2 separate regions of the Homo sapiens genome follow, and region 2 is linked to region 1. Evidence: chromatin contacts called from ENCODE Hi-C or POLR2A ChIA-PET data. All regions are on one chromosome and are shown on one strand. The core of a region is the stretch at or near the end of the contact, and the rest is flanking DNA. Distances in the headings are between cores, read along the strand shown.

The links. Hi-C counts contacts between places; a loop is a spot of excess contacts on that map. ChIA-PET counts read pairs that join two places held with the same protein, here RNA polymerase II (POLR2A). Pooled maps may share reads with other maps.
Region 2: a loop to region 1 is called in a pooled map, with 2.7 times the contacts of the local background. The contact joins the enhancer-like site here to the promoter of LINC03146 in region 1. A Hi-C loop is called at or near these places in 1 of 168 maps with a recorded cell type or tissue (GM23248) and 2 of 50 pooled maps. POLR2A ChIA-PET finds 5 or more read pairs at or near these places in 4 of 52 experiments (GM10248, MCF 10A, PC-9 and 1 more).

What each region holds. Positions count from the first base shown.
Region 1 is chr17:27,331,006-27,335,195 of GRCh38, forward strand. It overlaps LINC03146 (long intergenic non-protein coding RNA 3146), which reads left to right and starts at 1,490. Exons shown (of 3, transcript XR_007065677.1): 1 at 1,490-2,422; 2 at 3,255-3,372. RefSeq lists an enhancer at 1,541-2,090.
Region 2 is chr17:27,505,076-27,509,008 of GRCh38, forward strand. The region is part of intron 1 of KSR1 (kinase suppressor of ras 1); the gene reads left to right. Among named protein-coding and RNA genes, the nearest start is that of KSR1, 51 kb to the left of the region's middle. RefSeq lists enhancers at 1,297-1,894, 1,598-1,807. Within about 2 kb of position 1,719, at least 2 of the 41 ENCODE cell types and tissues checked have a DNase peak (open chromatin) inside an H3K27ac peak, as active enhancers do.

The sequences.
Region 1 (4,190 bases), core at 240-2,739:
CAAGTAGCAGGATTTAGGGAGAATAGACTGTATTGTTTCTTATCAGACCTAAGGTCCCCGTTGGTGTGAATGCTGGAGGGTATAATGAGGCATCTCCCACCCCCTCTTCCATCGTGGCCTGACTAGATTTTCAGGTAACCCTGGAATGCCTTTGGCCAAGAGGAGGGGTCCATTATTTTTGGTTTACAACAGTGAGAAGTGAGTTGGGGGAGAATTGGACTTTTGTTTGGGTTCTATTTTATACACATCTCTATTGTTTGGATATTCTGCAGCAAACATTACAAATTTTTTTAAATGCTGAAGTCAAATTGATGCCTTCAAGTCTATGAACGCTGTCATCCCAGCAAAGCACAGTGCACCTGCTTTCCCATGTGTTCTGGGCATGTCCTCACAAGTTGGGGTGAGACAGAGTTGATCCCTCTGCCACTCTGCCCACTCCTGCCAATGGCTGTGCTTCCTGGCAAGTCATTGGCTCTTCTGAGCCTCAGTGTGCCCACCCATAATGCAGGCAGAGGCATCTCAGAAGCTCCAGAGTCACTGGGAAATGGCACATGGGGTGGCAGGAAGGTGGGAGGGGGAGAGAACAAGAAGGCACTATGTTAGCAAAACTCAGCATGAGGGAGGGCCAGCTGCAGCCCAGCTCCTTGGCTGCAACCACAAGGGAGGGCAGGGAAAGAAGAGGAAGGAAAGAAAAAAGGAGAGGAGCCAGGCCTGGTGGTTCACTTTGGGAGGCTAAAGAGGGCAGATCACTTGAGGCTGGGAGTTCGAGACCAGCCTGGTCAACATGGTGAAACCCCATCTCTACTAAAAATACAAAAATTAGCAAGGCTTGGTGGTGTGCATCTGTAGTTCCACCTACTTAGGAGGCTGAGGCAGGAGGATCGCTTGAACCTGGGAGGTGGAGGCTGCAGTGAGCCAAGATTGTGCCACTGCACTCCAGCCTAAGCTACAGAGTGAGACTCCATCTGAAAAAAAAAAAAGAGAGAAAAGAAAAGAAAGAAGAGGAAGGGCTACTGCACTCTGGACTCAGTGCCCTCCTTGGTCTCACACCCTTGCTGACCTCCCTCCTGGCACATGAGGTCTTCATGCTGCTCAGGCCCATGGCTGACCTCCTCTCCTCTGGAGTGGTCCATCCCTACCAGATCTCCTCCTGTCCAGCTGAGCAGACCAGGCCTATACAGGCTGCTTCTGGCTCCACTGAGGCCCAGGAGCTTACACCTTTGGACCGGGTGTCAAAAGTGTCCTTCTTATTAGCAAAAAGAATTTTGGAGGGAAAAACAAATGACATCCTCAGACATCCTAGGGCAGAGTCAGAAGCAGAGAGGAGACTGAATGGGCTCGGGTGGGTGTGGAAGGTCACTGCAGGCCGCCATAGGACAGGCCTGGGCTCACAGGAGCAGGATGTGGGGAGGGGGATTGCCAGGCAGGGGTGGGGACCAAAGTGAAGGCCACCTGGTGGGAGCCAGTCAGAGGGGTGGGGCAGGGTTAGATCACAAGGGAATCCAATGCCAGGGGGCCAGGGGATGTTTTGCAATGTGGGCAACTGAACCTGAGATGTGACAAGACCAGTGATTTGGCGACCTGCCCAGGCAGGCCCAGCCCCCAGGGTATTGAGATGACACATTCTAAACTCAGGTGACCCGGGCCTTGGGAGTGCACTAGCAACTGGCTGTCAGTCACGGGGCTCTTCAGATATTTGTCACGTGAATGAGCCAGACAGTAAGTGGAGATGCCCTTCCTAGTCACCTACTGCCGGCGTTCACGCTGTGAACCAGCGAACTAGGCCACCGGCCTGACCCAGTTTTCCCTGTGGCCTGCCAAGCCAAGGAGAAGCAGACGCGGCCGGCGCAGGCGTCCAGGGTGACTCGGAGGCGTGGCTCTGCAGTCGCGGCTCTGCAGTCGCCTTGGAGCGGCTGCCCTTCCGACCCCGCCTGGGCTATGACTCATCTTCGGTGGAGGAGAAAGGGGCCTTTGTGAGCGCCCAGCTCCGGCGTCTCCTGGACAGCACCGCCCTCCGGTGGCCGCGAGTCAGGAGGGCTGGGGAAGCCGCCCGAGAGGCAGCGCCCGAGCTCCCCACGAGCTGCTGTGCCATTGGAAGCGCCAGCGCCCTCCCCTCGGAGTCCAGCCAAGTCGGGGGGAAGACTGGGAGAGAAATCGTCACCCCCTAGAGGGCAAGTGGGCTCAGCCCTAGGAAATGCTTGTTTCTCCAGCCCCTCCCAGACGCCCCGGGGAAACGGCATCCCAGAGCTCCGCTCCCTGGAGGCCCCTCCAGAGAGGGACCCGGGGCCCCGCCCCGCAGCTGGAGAAGGGGTGAATGCCTTTCCTACCTAACGCCTGGTCCGCGGCCCTGCTTGTTGCGTCTCCAAGACCACGTGTCTGCTGCATTTTAAAAATAGTTGTGAACATCTGACTTTCTCCTTTTGTGAGTTGCCTATTCATATCCTTGGTCTGCTTTTCTATTTTCTATTTTTTCTCTTGTTGACGTACAGAAGCACTTTAAAAATGTCAGTTCTGTCGAATGTGTTGCAAATATTTTTCTAAGCTTAGAATTTTACCTTCTGATTTTGTTTTTGGTGATATTTGATACACCACACGACATTTTGATGTGGGATGACCTTTTGATGTTTTTCTTTTTCTTTCTTTAGTTTTTTATTTTTGAGTCAGCGCCTCACTCTGTCACCCAGGCTGGAGTACAGTGGCGTGATCTTGGCTCCCTGCAGTCTCCGCCTCCCGGCTCAAGCCATCCTCCCACCTTAGCCTCCCTAGTAGCTGGAACCACAGGTGCACACCACTACGCCCGGCTAATTTTTGTATCTTTTGTAGAGAGGAGGTCTCGCTATGTTGCCCAGGCTGGTCTTGAACTCCTGGGCTCAAGCAACCTGCCTGCCTTGGGCCTCCCAAAGTGCTGGGATTACAGGCTTGAGCCACTACTCCCGGCCTTGATGTTTTCCTTTATTCTTTCTCCCTTTTGTTTTTTTTTAATTGTAAAACTGCTCCCATCTGAGTATCACACAGACATTTCAGATCTATATTTTTTCTTTTCTGCTCCTCTTCCCCCCTTCCCTTCCTCCATTTCCTCTTACTCCTTCATTTGGCTTTTAAACCCACCTGGGACTAATTTTGATATAAACTGGAAGATAAAGATCTAAACTTATTTTTTTCTGAATAGTCAACTTTTCATATGTCATTATTCAGGCTTTCTCTCTTGTTTGTTTGTTTGTTTGTTTTGAGACAGTCTTGCTTTTGTCTCCCAGGCTGGAGTGCAGTGGCACAATCTCTGCTCACTGCAACCTCGGCTTCTCAGGTTCAAGCGAGTCTCCTGGCTCAGCCTTCCCAGTAGCTGGGATTACAGGCGCGTGCCACCATGCCCGGGTAAGTTTTGCATTTTTAGTAGAGATGGGTTTTCGCCATGTTGACCAGGTTGGTCTTGAATTCCTGACATCAAATGATCCACCCGCCTCGCCCTCCCAAAGTGCTGGGATTACAGACGTGGGTCACCATGCCCAGCCCAGCCTTTCTCTTTTAGTAGAATATTTCCTCACTGGTTTGAAATATCACTTTGATTATAAACTAAATGCTCGGGCCTATTTCTGGCCAGGACCCTGACCTTATACATTAAGCCAAAGGATATGGACTTCTTAAAAAAATCATATTAGGCCGCTAATTATGGATTTAGGACATTTATTCACATTGTTTTAGGCTCCAACTAAAAGCAGGCTTGAATGAAGCAGCTGCACAGGAAAACTGGATAGGAAAGATTTCATTTAAAAGGACATAAACATTTTAAATTCTTTTTAAAAATTTATTATTATTTATTTTTAATAGAGACAGGGTCTGGCTTTGTTGCCCAGGCTGGCTTTGAACTCCTGGGCTCAAGCAGTCGTCTTGCCTCAGCTTCCTAAAGTGCTGGGATTACAGGCATGAGCCACCACACCTGGCCAACATTTTCTTTTCTTTTCTTTTTTTTAATTTTCTTTTTTTTATTTTATTATTATTATACTTTAAGTTTTAGGGTACATGTGCACAATGTGCAGGTTAGTTACATATGTATACATGTCTGGCCAACATTTTCAATTCTTATTATACAAAATGTCAAACCTTCCTCCAGAATGGACATAAATAGACTAATGCATATCCTCCCAGAAGCATATGAGAATGCCCTTTTCACTACACCGTTCTGAGGTTGAGTA
Region 2 (3,933 bases), core at 469-2,968, 170 kb after region 1:
TGAGAGGGATTGGGACGGGAGCCCTGGGACAGCTCTGATAGCACCTGTGGAATCAGTACCTGCTGACTATGGCCACGGGCTATGACACTTCAGGAGGATAGTCCGTTTGAATCCTCTGGGAGCTGGCCAGTGAGAGGGAGCTGTTCTCTCACCTCCTGGTTCTGGGTGCTCCCAGACCGAGGGGTTGACCTGAACTCGTTGTGGGCTCTACAGTGCAACCCGTTTGCCCCTGAGATGGCCATCCCCCAGGGTCCACAGGCCTGCGCATGCATGCTTCCTGTGACTCTGCCCCTTCTCTGTCCTCATTAACCCAGGAGGGATTAGTTCTTCATCCAAGAAGGTGCCTGCCTGCAGTCTCCACCTGAGCTGGGTGATTTGCTCGGATGCAGGCAGCAGAGGTTTGTTATTAGTGCTCTAAGAGAGGCAATACGGCAAACAGCCCTGCTCTGGAGCCAGACTGCTTGGGTTTGAATCCCAGCTTTGCCACTCCCTGGCTGTGTGGTCTTGAGCAAGCTGCGATCTCCCTGTGATTCAGTTGCTTTATCAGTAAAATGGGGATGGTAGCAGTATCTCCCTCAGGAGAGTTATTGTGCGTCTTAAATAAGTTAGTGTAATTACCATAGGCAGAATGCTTATACCAGTGCTGGCATATCATACACATGTTTGCTGTTAATATTTTTTGTTGATGTTTCTTCCATTTTGTACCAGGTATTGGTGTCACCAAGGGGTTGCCATCAACCATGCTTCCAGTTGGTTCTTTGATAGAAACAGTGTATGTGTTTTCAATCTTACTTGAAGCACCGTGGTTCTAGTCTCAGCCCACCCACTATGGGGGAGCATGGGGCATCAGACCTCAGGGGTGACCAGGATGGCTTGTGCATAGTTGATGTTCTTGGTACTTTTCTCATTTTTTTCTTTTCCTAGAAGATAGCCTTTAAAAAACGATGCATTGCCTACACACCATAAGAATGTAAAAACAACTGGTTCAGGGCCCCCACCTAACCAAACTTTTCATATTTCTATGCTCCCTCTTTGTCCTTGTCTGCAGGTGGATATGTATCTGATTCACCTCCTCTGCCCCAAAAACACCACGGGAAGGCAATAGTGTAGTAATAAGGTCGGTTTTGGGTTTTGGAGTCTGAGGGGCTTTGGCTCAGTGTGGCCTTGGCCCCTTGCTGGCTGGACCATCTTGCTTAAGTGAATTTTAGTTTGAGGAACCTCACCCTCACTTTCTCTCGTAGCATGGGAATAATACTACCCTAACTCATGACTCCACTGCAATAATTACAAGAGGTAGTTTAGGTAAACATTCTAGCTCGATGTGGTTGTTTAACAAAGCGTAGTTTTTATTATTAGTTGTAGATGTTCACTGTAGAGTTTTTAAGCACTGCCTGATACTCGATTATGTGGATGTAGTTGGATTTGTCCAACCTGTGTCTGGGGTTGCACATTTCGGTGATTTCCACCTCCCCTTCTTGGTCATCTCTGGAGAGAGCAGACTTGCGGGCCGGCAGCTGGGAGTCCCCTGGAGTCTTCCCTTTGCAGTTGGTAACTTGGTGTTCTTGGGGATTTGTCCAGCCTTTATCTCCCATCTCCCCCTCCCACCCCCTCCTCCCACCCCCAAGCTGCATTTTTCTGTGGTGCGAGTGTTGGTTCAGCTCCCTAGGGGATGCTTTGGGCTCCGCAGGTGTCATGAGTCATGGAAACCCCCAGCCCTGCCCAAGCCTGAGGAAGACCGAGGGGAAAGCTTTTTCATAGCCTGACAAACAGGTATTTCCTGTCAGCCCCCAGCTGTCAGAGAAGTTGGTCCCTCTGGTAATTCAGAGAGAAGAGCCGCACACATGCCAGCCTCCCACCCCTCAAATCTCGGGATCTGATGAAAAAGGTCAGCTGCACTGTCTAGAACTTTCTGCAATAATTGAAATGTTCATTCTGCTTTTTCCAATGCGGTAGCCATCAGCCACATGTGGCTTCTCAGCACTGAGGCTGTGGCTAGTCCTAGTCGGGGTGTGCAGTGTAAAAATGCTTGGTGGATTCAGAAGACAATATGAACAAAAGAATGTAAAAGATCTCTTTAGGCTGGGCAAGGTGGCTCATGCCTATAATTCCAGCACTTTGGGAGGCCGAGGCAGGCAGATTACGAGGTCAGGAATTCAAGACCAGCCTGGCCAACATGGTGAAACCCCGTCTCTACTAAAAATACAAAAATTAGCCAGGCCTGGTGGCAGGGGCCTGTAATCCCAGCTACTGGGGAGGCTGAGGCAGAAGAATTGCTTGAACCCGGGAGGTGGAGGTTGCAGTGAGCCAAGATCATGCCACTGCACTCTAGCCTGGGTGTCAGAGCAAGACTTTGTCTCGAAGGAAAAAATATATATATTTTTAATGTTTTATATTTATTTTTGTATGTTTTGTGTGATTATGTGTTGAAGTGATATTTTGGGTATGTTTGATTAAATAAAATAGATCATTAAAATCTTTATTGTTTGGCTTTTTTTTTTTTTTTTTTTTTTTTTTTTTTGAGACAGAATTTCACTCCTGTTGCCCAGGCTAGAGTGCAATGGTGCGATCTTGGCTCACCGTAACCTCCACCTCCCGGGTTCAAGTGATTCTTCTGCCTTAGCCTCCCCAGTAGCTGGGATTACAGGCATGAGCCACCACGCCTGGCTAATTTGTATTTTTAGTAGAGAAAGGGTTTCTCCATGTTGGTCAGGCTGATCTCGAACTCCCAACCTCAGGTGATCCACCTGCGTCAGCGTCCCAAAGTGCTGGGATTACAGGTGTGAGCTACTGTGCCTGGCCTTTGTTTGGCTTTTAATATGGCTACTAGAACATACCAAGTACATCTCTTGGATAGTCTTATTCTAGAGCGTGTAGCCTGGCAGCTGCTGTCCTGCCCTAGAAGGGGCTATCTTGGCTTCAGAGGGGAGAAATGAAACCCATCTGGGTACCTCCCTAATCTCCCACGTGCCCCCAGTCTCCTGCTCCCCAACCTGCCACCTTGATTACAAAGGAGCAAGTGCCCTGGGCAGTGTTCACTGTGGCAGCCACCCTGCTAATACATTACTCTGGGGTCTTGGGTCAGCAAGTTAGGTTACTGAGGGAGCTTCTGTTGGGGTGGAGTGGCTTGTTAGGGTGGACTTTGGAGGCGTGGACATGGGTTTGAATGTGTCTAACTGGACAGAGGAAGCCATGAGCCCTGTGTGGAATCCTGGCTCTGAGCAGTTAGAATAATGGTTATCATTGACTGGGTGCCTATGGCCTGCCAAGCCCTATGCTGGGAACTTTTATCATCCCTCTGAATCCTCCCACTGACCTGGAAGGTGCTGTGATGTCCATTTTGCAGATGAGGATCATCAAGGGCCTAAGTTGTAACATACTAGCCTGGAGTCCTGCTATTTGTAAGTGGCAGGAGCTTGTAGTGAAGCCCCTCTCTGACTCAAGATCATGCTCTTTGCCCCACATCACTCCTCTCTGGGCTTATTGCCTCTTCTCTCCAACCCTCAGTTTCCTGATGAAAACAAAGGGGACTGGACACTTGCTCACAGGAGGTGCAGGAAGGGCAGGGACAAACACAGGCTTGAGATTCAGCCTGTCTTCACTGGGCCCTCTTTCCTAGGTTTGGGCCTGAATTTTTTTTATTTATTTATTTATTTATTTATTTATTTATTTATTGAGGTAGAGTCTTGCTCTGTTGCCCAGGCTGGAGTGCAATGGCGTGATCTCGGCTCATTGTAACCTCCACCTCCCGGGTTCAAGTGATTCTCCTGCCTCAGCCACCCAAGTAGCTGGGATTACAGATGCCTGCCACCATGCCTGGCTAACTTTTTGTATTTTTAGTAGAGATAGGGTTTCACCATGTTGGCCAGGCTGGTTTCAAACTCTTGACCTCAGGTGATCCACCCACCTTGACCTCCCAAAGTGCTGGGATTACAG